Regions from separate parts of the Mus musculus genome. Here region 1 is linked to region 2. A link is a contact called in ENCODE Hi-C or POLR2A ChIA-PET data. All regions are on one chromosome and are shown on one strand. The core of a region is the stretch at or near the end of the contact, and the rest is flanking DNA. Distances in the headings are between cores, read along the strand shown.

What was found. Hi-C counts contacts between places; a loop is a spot of excess contacts on that map. ChIA-PET counts read pairs that join two places held with the same protein, here RNA polymerase II (POLR2A).
Region 1: a loop to region 2 is called in a map of T-helper 2 cell, with 5 times the contacts of the local background. The contact joins the promoter of Chek1 here to the promoter of Hyls1 in region 2. A Hi-C loop is called at or near these places in 1 of 37 maps with a recorded cell type or tissue (T-helper 2 cell). POLR2A ChIA-PET finds 5 or more read pairs at or near these places in 1 of 5 experiments (Patski).

The regions. Positions count from the first base shown.
Region 1 is chr9:36,723,987-36,728,119 of GRCm38, forward strand. Chek1 (checkpoint kinase 1) reads right to left here and starts at 2,672. Exons shown (of 13, transcript NM_007691.5): 1 at 2,577-2,672; 2 at 1,811-1,892; 3 at 1-34. The coding sequence starts at 1,875.
Region 2 is chr9:35,567,345-35,571,584 of GRCm38, forward strand. It overlaps Hyls1 (HYLS1, centriolar and ciliogenesis associated), which reads right to left and starts at 2,725. Exons shown (of 4, transcript NM_029762.1): 1 at 2,533-2,725; 2 at 1,111-1,161. It overlaps Pus3 (pseudouridine synthase 3), which reads left to right. Exons shown (of 5, transcript NM_023292.5): 5 at 1-57.

The DNA of each region.
Region 1 (4,133 bases), core at 1,422-3,921, 1.2 Mb after region 2:
TTCTTCAGTTATTCTATTCACAGCAAGTTGAACTCTTAAAAAGAAAGAGAGAAAAAGTTACAACATTTTCACCTCAGAATTCCCTTTCTCCTAACTCTTCAAAAGATTACTGATACACACCTGTAATTCCAGCATTCTAGAGACAAAAGGGTCCAAGTTCAAACACAGCCTAGACTACAAAGAAACTTTCAAAGAAAAAAAACAAAAAAAGCAAAACCCTAGCAGCGGGTGGAGGTGTCTCTGAGAAGCAGAGGCAAGCAGAGCTCTTGGAGTTTGGTGCCAATGAGATATTTATTCTCTCTACAAACAAAACTGAGGGGTGGGGATACCTGAGGGGGGGCCTGGAGAGAAGGCTCAGCATGTAAGAGCACTTGCTTCAGACCTCAGCCGTTTCCAGCACCCACATGGTAGCTCACAATCATTTGTAATTTCCAGTTCTGGGGGAATCCCACACTTCTGGCCCTCTGTGGGCAAACACTCATCCATATTTTAAAAATGCATAAATCTTAAGAAAAAAAGCTTCAAAAAGTTAGATGTAACACACCCCAAACTATTCTTCCTTTCTTCATCAAGGAAAATGAAATGGCCTCTGCTATGTTCTCAGACGCATTGAGACAAATGTGAAGCATTGCCATTAATGCTCCAAGAAAGTCTTGGAAACTTGGAAACCTTGTGCTTGCAAGTTATCTAATAACTGACCATGCTTTGAAAGACAATAGCAAGTCTACAATACATCACATATACACATGATCTAGTAATACAACAGCATTACTTTACACTTATTAATCTCATGCATATATGCCTGAGCCAACTACTGAACACATCTTTAAGGTAAGAACCATTAATTCTATCATCAGATGAAGAAACAAAGGCACATAAAGCTTGCTCAAGAACACAAATACAGCCAGGCGTGGTGGCACATGCCTTTAATCCCAGCACTCGGGAGACAGAGGCAGGCGGATTTCTGAGTTCGAGGCCAGCCTGGTCTACAAAGTGAGCTCCAGGACAGCCAGGGCTATACAGAGAAACCCTGTCTCAAAAAACCAAAAAAAAAAAAAAAAGAACACAAATACAACCAGGATCAGCTGAGTGTGGAGATCTGAAATTAGGCAGGATGCCGCCAGGGTCTTTTCATTATCTCATTTAAAATTCTAAGACACATGATTTGTTAGGAAAACAATTCTTTTATAAAAGAAAATTTTATAAAAGTAAAATTAAAAAAAAAAAAGAAAGAAAAGAAATTGGACCGTCAAGCACAGGCTTGTCATACCTACCTGGGAGGCTACAGTGTACAAGTTCAAGGCCAACCTAGGCAATTTAACAAGATTTTGATCTGAACAAAAACAAATGTAAGAAGAAATTTGGTGTTTTACAGGCCTAGAAATGTAGCTCATGGCAGAGCATAAGCCCAGCATGAGTGATGCACTAGGTTCAATGTCTACCATCACAAAAGAGGAGGAACAGGTGTGGATGTGCTTCACTCACTCAGAGCCTTGATGTACAAATGCGAATATCCATGCTCTTTGCCACTTGAAATAAAGGACTTTTTTTAAAGTGTGTACTCAGACAACAGGTGGAAAACTAAAGCAAACAAACAGGTAATATTTAAATTAGGAAGACCATGGTAATGGCCAGGCAGGTTAAGCCTCTTGCTGTCAGGCCTAATGATCCCTCCAAACCTTCAACAGAACCAGCTCCTGCAAGTTGTCTTCTGACCTCCACAGGTGCACGCACCATAGCACGACAGACAGACAGACAGACAGACAGACACACACTGCAATAAAAAATTAAAATGAGGACTCAAACTTACTCTCCATAGGCACCTTCTCCCAAAGTTTGCACCAAATCCCAGTCTTCCACAAAAGGCACTGCCATGACTCCAAGCACAGCGACTGTAAAATGCAGGATCCCAGAAAATACTGGGGATGAGTGTAAACTCTCATCACCTGTAATGCCACTGAGCCATGTCTCCTGCTATGATTCCGCACGACTTTCTTTTCATCTTACATCTGAACCATATTTACCCACGTCATAATACTGAACTTGAACATTTTGTCCTGTTTATCACAAATCCTGTTTCCACGTTTGTCCTCCGTCCGCCTTTATGCAAAACTGAGCACTTGCTTGGCTCCAGGGTTGCAAGACAAGAGCTTTCGGGTGAATGATCCGGAAAGGGAGTTGCGGGCAGGTCAGGGTGCGGGGGTGGGGAGCAGCTGGGTGTAACTACGGTAATTACTGCCAGAGCAGCCCCTCCTCCCACCCGCTCACTTCCAATTCCCACCCCAACGGCACGTGTCCCCAGCACCGGGAGGGAACAGGGCGGGGCCAAGCCGCGGAGAGAAGCGGGAGGCAGGGACCCCTAGAGCCGGGAAAGCATGCGAACCCCGGAGCCTTACAATCGCTCTGGTCCCTTTATGCTGGAGAGCCACGGGCCACCCGCTCCAGCCCGGGCTCCGGGCGGCCCTCCCACCTCTCTGCTAGTCTGGACCACTCCCTCCCCGCGCCCGTCCACACTAAACAAGCCCTCTGGGTCCTTTGCTGGAGTTCTTTCCCACTGTTCAGGACGCCCTTCTCACCAAGCAGTCCTTTGCCAGCTGCCACAGGAATCCAAATGCACAGCTTTTCCCGCCAAAACCTGCTTGCGTCATGCTGTCGCAAAAGCGCACACCTCTGCCGTAAAGCGGGCCGGCGCGCGTTGTCCTATCCCAGGCTCTGCAGAGGAGCGACTTCAGTAGACCGACCGCGCAAGGACCCTTCCTTCTAATACTGGCTGAAATTCTGATGTGGCCGTAGTTAAGACACAAGCTGACCAGATTTGGTATTGACGACTGCTTTGGTGAGAACTGATCTCTGAGTCCGAATGAAATGGAAATGGCACGGGGCGTGTGCCACGCCTTACGTTGCTCCACAGAGGCACCGAAGCCTCCATCCAGACTGCGCCACCAGTTGGGCCAAGAACCCAGGTTCCCTGCCACTCAGAGCCTGCAAAGGCTGCACCGTTAAGTACGTAAACCGACCTGCTCTTGACCTCGGAGCCCCAGGGAGGAAGGCTCAAACTAAGCGACACAGAGTGCTCTGTAAACTCAATTGTGCCCCCCTTAGTATTCGAATTGAGAAGCTAGCAACTGCTGCTGGAATTCTGAAAAAAAAAAAAAAAAAAAACGAAGGAAAGCAAGTGTGGTGGTGCATGCTTGTAGACCTAGAACTTGGGAAGCGTAAGCAAGAAGATCTTGAGTTCAAGGCAATCCGAGTTATACAGGGTTAGTCTTACCAAAAAAAAAAAAAAAAAAACGAAGGGGAAAAAAAACCACATCGCCGCGGATGTGTGAGGGGAAAGTGCAGTGAGAGTCACCAATATTGCCTGAACAGGAGGCTCCAGAACCAGTTAAATCTTTTTTTTTTTTTTGGGGGGGGGGGGACACACGACTATTTGCCTGTACTAGCTTTCTTAAACAAGCACGGTGGCCCACCACACTATAGAGATAAAGCAGGAGATACCCAACCAAGATGCTCGCTTTCAAGAAAAAACAAACAGCAAAGTAGACTTAATGGTGACTCATCTATAACCTCAGTCTAGGGAGGTTGAGCCAGGGAAAGTGATTCAGGTTGGTCAGCCTGAGCCAAGGGTGTGTGAGTGTGTGTGATCTTATCTAAAAAAAAAAAAGGAGGTGGGTTGGGGAGCACAATCAATATTCCTTAACTAGGCTAGACTTATGGCATAATGGTAGAATGCCTGCCAAGCATACAAAAGTCTCATAATAGAGAAATGTCAATTCTAAGAAAAGGGACTTGGATACAAAAAATAAGGAAACAATGAAACCATGTGCTGGCTAGTCAAGTGCATTGCCTCTGAGCTACATCTCCAACTCCATGAAATCTAACCTGGAAATGTTTAAACTTAAACCATGTTATCAGTTTAGGGTTCGTGTAATTAAAAACAAGCTATTAGATTATTTCCATTTCTTTGTGATTTCCTGTGTATATTCTGAAATCTACAAGAGGTTGATTTAGTCTTTTTTTTTTTTTTTTTTTTTTGGTTTTTTGAGACAGGGTTTCTCTGTGTAGCCCTGGCTGTCCTGGAACTCACTCTGTAGACCGGCTGGCCTCGAACTCAGAAATTCACCTGCCTCTGC
Region 2 (4,240 bases), core at 1,475-3,974:
TAGTAAGGGTAGGAGTAAAAACTTTTAGGTTCTGAATAAAATGATATATTGAACTCATCTTAGGACCCTTTAGAGTTGTGAAAACATTTTTGTTTCTTGTTGACCAAGTTCTGGAAGGTTCAACTTTGCAGAACTTGAGACAGAAGAAAGAAAAAAGTTTTGAGTCTCAAGGTGTGGAGGCAAACACCTATACTCCCAGCCTTTGGGTGGAGACAGAATCTAAGTTCAAAGTTTTCACCACACAGTGACTTGAAGGCCAACCTGGGCTATTAGAAACCCTTTCTCAACAACCACACATGAAAAAGCTTTGAACCCAAGGTGGAAAATACAAGTTTCCTAAAGGGTTGGAAATTAGCAAAATACTTAGTATGGCTGGAAATTGACAAAAAGTTAATTTGGGTAAGCAGTGTGTCACATTCATTATTTTCTAGAACCACAGAGAAATTTTAAAAGAAATTATGTAGGAAAAGTATTACTAATATTTATAAATGCTAATATGTACTGAAGCATACACAATTCTTAACTCATTGCAAAGTAACTTAGCAAAGTAACCTTAGCAAAATAACTTAGGTTTCTACCTTAGTCACCTGTCACTATAGTAGCGTTATGCAGATTTATTAAACAAATAAAACCGAAGTTCAAGACCCAAAACACACCATATCCTGAAACTGCTAACTAAAGGAACATGTAAGAACACACAGTATTTACAGTATTCTGGTGCTGCCTAAATGCTAGGGCTCCTAGCGTTGGAGGATGGTAGAGAATTGAAGATTTCAGGAAAGAGTTCCAGTTTAGAAGATCAAAGAGCATAAGATGGGTGAGTAACTTGTGCAGAAGTGTACAGCACAGTACTAACTTTCACGGCCCAGCAGAGGAGCCAGGAAAGCAGTGACACAAGTCACTTGTCATGGAACAGTCTTAAAAAGGACTGCTTTGTCTTTGAATTTTTAAAATTCTGAAGAGTTTTGTGTGTGTGTGTGTGTGAGTTCAAGTGTTCATGGAGGTCAGGAGAAGGCATCTTTTGAGTCCTTGGAGCTGAAATTCGAGGTATTTGTAAGGCGTCCATTGGGCACTGGGATCCCAACTCTGAGCCTCAGAGCAGTTTCTTACCTTATTTTGTTTTTCCTTGACTGGCTGTATTTGAGTTAACAAAAAGGAAACCTAGAAAAGAAAAACTGACTTTAAGAAACATTCTTATTTAAAAAGTCATTTCTAAAGCACAGTACATTGGGGCAGGAGTGGGGTGGGGGAGCCCTAACTGAAGGGTGTTAGTTACACTCTGGAGTCTATAGAAGCAAGAGTTCAAGGCTGAGGCAAATCCTCTTAAGAGGTTGTCTGGGGATGAATATAAAAGAAAATGGGTTCAGTTAGCTTCTTGGTTGTCATCACAGAAGCAGTCAATGAGAAGCTCCTAAAGGTATTTTTACAAAATTACTTCAGAGAGAGAATATTTATACAAACTCCAAAGTAGGACTGAATGTTAGAAAAATGTAAAGTAGGGAATAAAGCTTACTTCACTTAAAAAGTGGAATTACTTCAAAAGGTTTTGAAGTTTAATTGAGACATGTATATATCTCTTCTGGAGTTGGCCTGGGGTGATTTTAGACTAAAGCCAAGATGATTTTTAATGGCATCCTTACAGTGATAAAGTCCTGTTCCTTTGTGTTCAAATTATGTCCCCTTCATTTTTACACCTCAAATATGTAGATGCTTACAAGTGAAATGCAACTTCTCATGTTTATAGGTTATACTCAGTTCCTTTGCTTACAACGATCTCACAAGCTAAGCCATCTTATATATCGAGGATAAATATGGGTAATAGTGACTAAAATTACCTTTCCCTTAAAAACAAAAAACCCTCAAACAGTTTAATGCTCCAGGATTACCTAGTTACAGTAAAAAGATTCAGGGCTGGGGGGTGGGGTGGGATTTTTAACCCTTTAAATTCCTGTATTTGGCTATAACTGAAATTATGGTGCAATTTAACTTCTAAATTGAATGACAAACTGCTCTCTAGAAAAACTGATTATTACCTCAACACACGCGTTAGAGTGCCTCTATTTTCACTTTCATCAGCACTGCACACTGAAAAAACCTAGCCAACTTGAAAGAAAGGGCACAGTGATATTTTTGTTTGTATTGTATAGTTTTTATACGGGTTTTCTCACTCTTTCTGGGGTAAGATCACCCAGAGGGGTTCCTTCAGTTTTACTTGCTATCCTAAATCCTAAGCAAGCCGGCTGTACACTTGAATCCACGGAAGGTGTAACCCAAACCTGAGGCTACTTCCCTGCTCTTCCAACAATAACACCACCAGTCGCACCATCTGGCCACGGGCGTGCCGTGAGCTCGACTTCCCCAGGGACCCGTCCCCGTTTCCATGCTGGCAGGGAGGGCTCTGTCCACTCGCTTGCCCACCGGGCAAAAGTGGCGCAGGCAAGGTGTACATTACATTGTGACCTGCAGGGGCTTGGGCGGCCTGTGCTCGGGCTGCGAGTTAAAGACGTCCCGAGCAACGCTGCCGAGATTTACCTTGAACGCCAGAACCTGGCAGGGAAGAAAACGCGAATCCACGCGCAGCGGCCGAGGGAAAGAGCGTGGGCTCCGCTGCACCCTGTCCCAGGAAAGGTCCACCGCTCCGGCTCCGTGATCCTCACCAGCCTCGGCCGCCGCTGCCCAGGGTCTAGCAGTCGCGGCTCACCCCGGAACGCTGTTTCCCACTCGCGCAGGCGCACGACACCTCCACGTTCAGCGTAGTCGTTAACGGTCCGCTGTTCAAGTTTAAATCCCGAAGAGAGCCCACGCCTTTGGCTCCGCCCACCATCTCTCTCGTTGGTCCAGAGGCCAGACGTTCTCCACGTCTACATAACGATTGGTGCACATTTTCTCTAAGCCCTCCCCAACCTCGGGCCCGGAAGCGGGGTTTGGGGCGTGGAGCTGAAGTGGGAACCCGCCGGACCGTGGCGCGGAATCTGTTTCTTGGTCGTGTGGGTGTTAGTCTGGCGGTTAGGCAACGGGCTGGCCCTGCTCCGTGCCGCAGCCGCTCTTGGCTGTGGCCGGCGGCGTCGGAGGGTAGCGGAGGGGAGGGTTCTGGGGCGTGGCTGGCCCGGCTCGTGAGTCGGTCTCCACTGCAACCCGCGATAGGACCGCCCGACCAATTCCAGCTGCAGCGGTCCCCGCGGCACGGTATGCACTCTTCCAGAACGCACTATTATTGCCCTCCTTTTCTAGCGTACTGTTAACAAAATAGTATAATAAAAATATTACATGTATGTCTGACGTTTACAATGATTTGTGTACTTACAAAGAAAAAAAAAGGGACCCTAGTGCTTTGGGGACTACTGAGGGTAAGATCGGAAAAGAGGCCCCCATCCCCCGTACTTTAACTTTCTACATCAAATACAAATAGGTGTTTATTTCTTAATATATAGAAAGCTGGGTTGTTAAGATAGCTCTGGGGTTAAGAGCACGGGTTGCTCTTCCATAGGTCCTGAGTTCAATTCCTAGTAATCACATAGTTGCACATGGTTGGCTCATAAAGGGATCTTATGCTCTCTTCTGGGAGCGGGTGTTCATCAGACAGAGCACTCATACGTACCCCCACCCCTCAAATGCTAGAATGCTTAAATCTTCCAAACAATTCTTTTTTTGTTGAGGTTTTTTTTTTTTTTTTTTGCTTTTTGAGACAGGGTTTCTCTGTATATCCCTGGCTGTCCTGGAATTTACTTTGTAGACCAGGCTGGCCTCAAACTCAGAAATCCACCTGCCTCTGCCTCTTATCACTTGCCTACTTAGCTTTTTAATCAGGGCCCTTGCTCTACCTCTGAGGCAGTTAAGAATTTATGAAAACTGAATGACTACCCCTTGATGGACAATGTGACACTACTTTATTACACACATTCTTAGGACAAATATCCTGCTTTCATGTAATGCTTGTATGGAATTTCCTTTAGCATGGAACCTCCAGCTAATGTGTCTTAAGCAAGGTTAGATGATTCATTTTCTTACCTACTTTTGGACATTCAGCTTCATTTCTATACCTCAAAGTTAGGAGCTTGCCATGTAGCCCAGGCTGGCCTTGATGTAGGCAGATGGCAGACTCAGATTTGAGAAACAGAACAAAGGTAGGCAGTAGAGATGAGCTTAAGAGGTAGGTCATGTAGGCCAATGGGAGCAAATCTGACTTTAGCCAAAGAACTATGGAACTGGGTATCTGAAGCAGAATTGGGGCATGCTATGA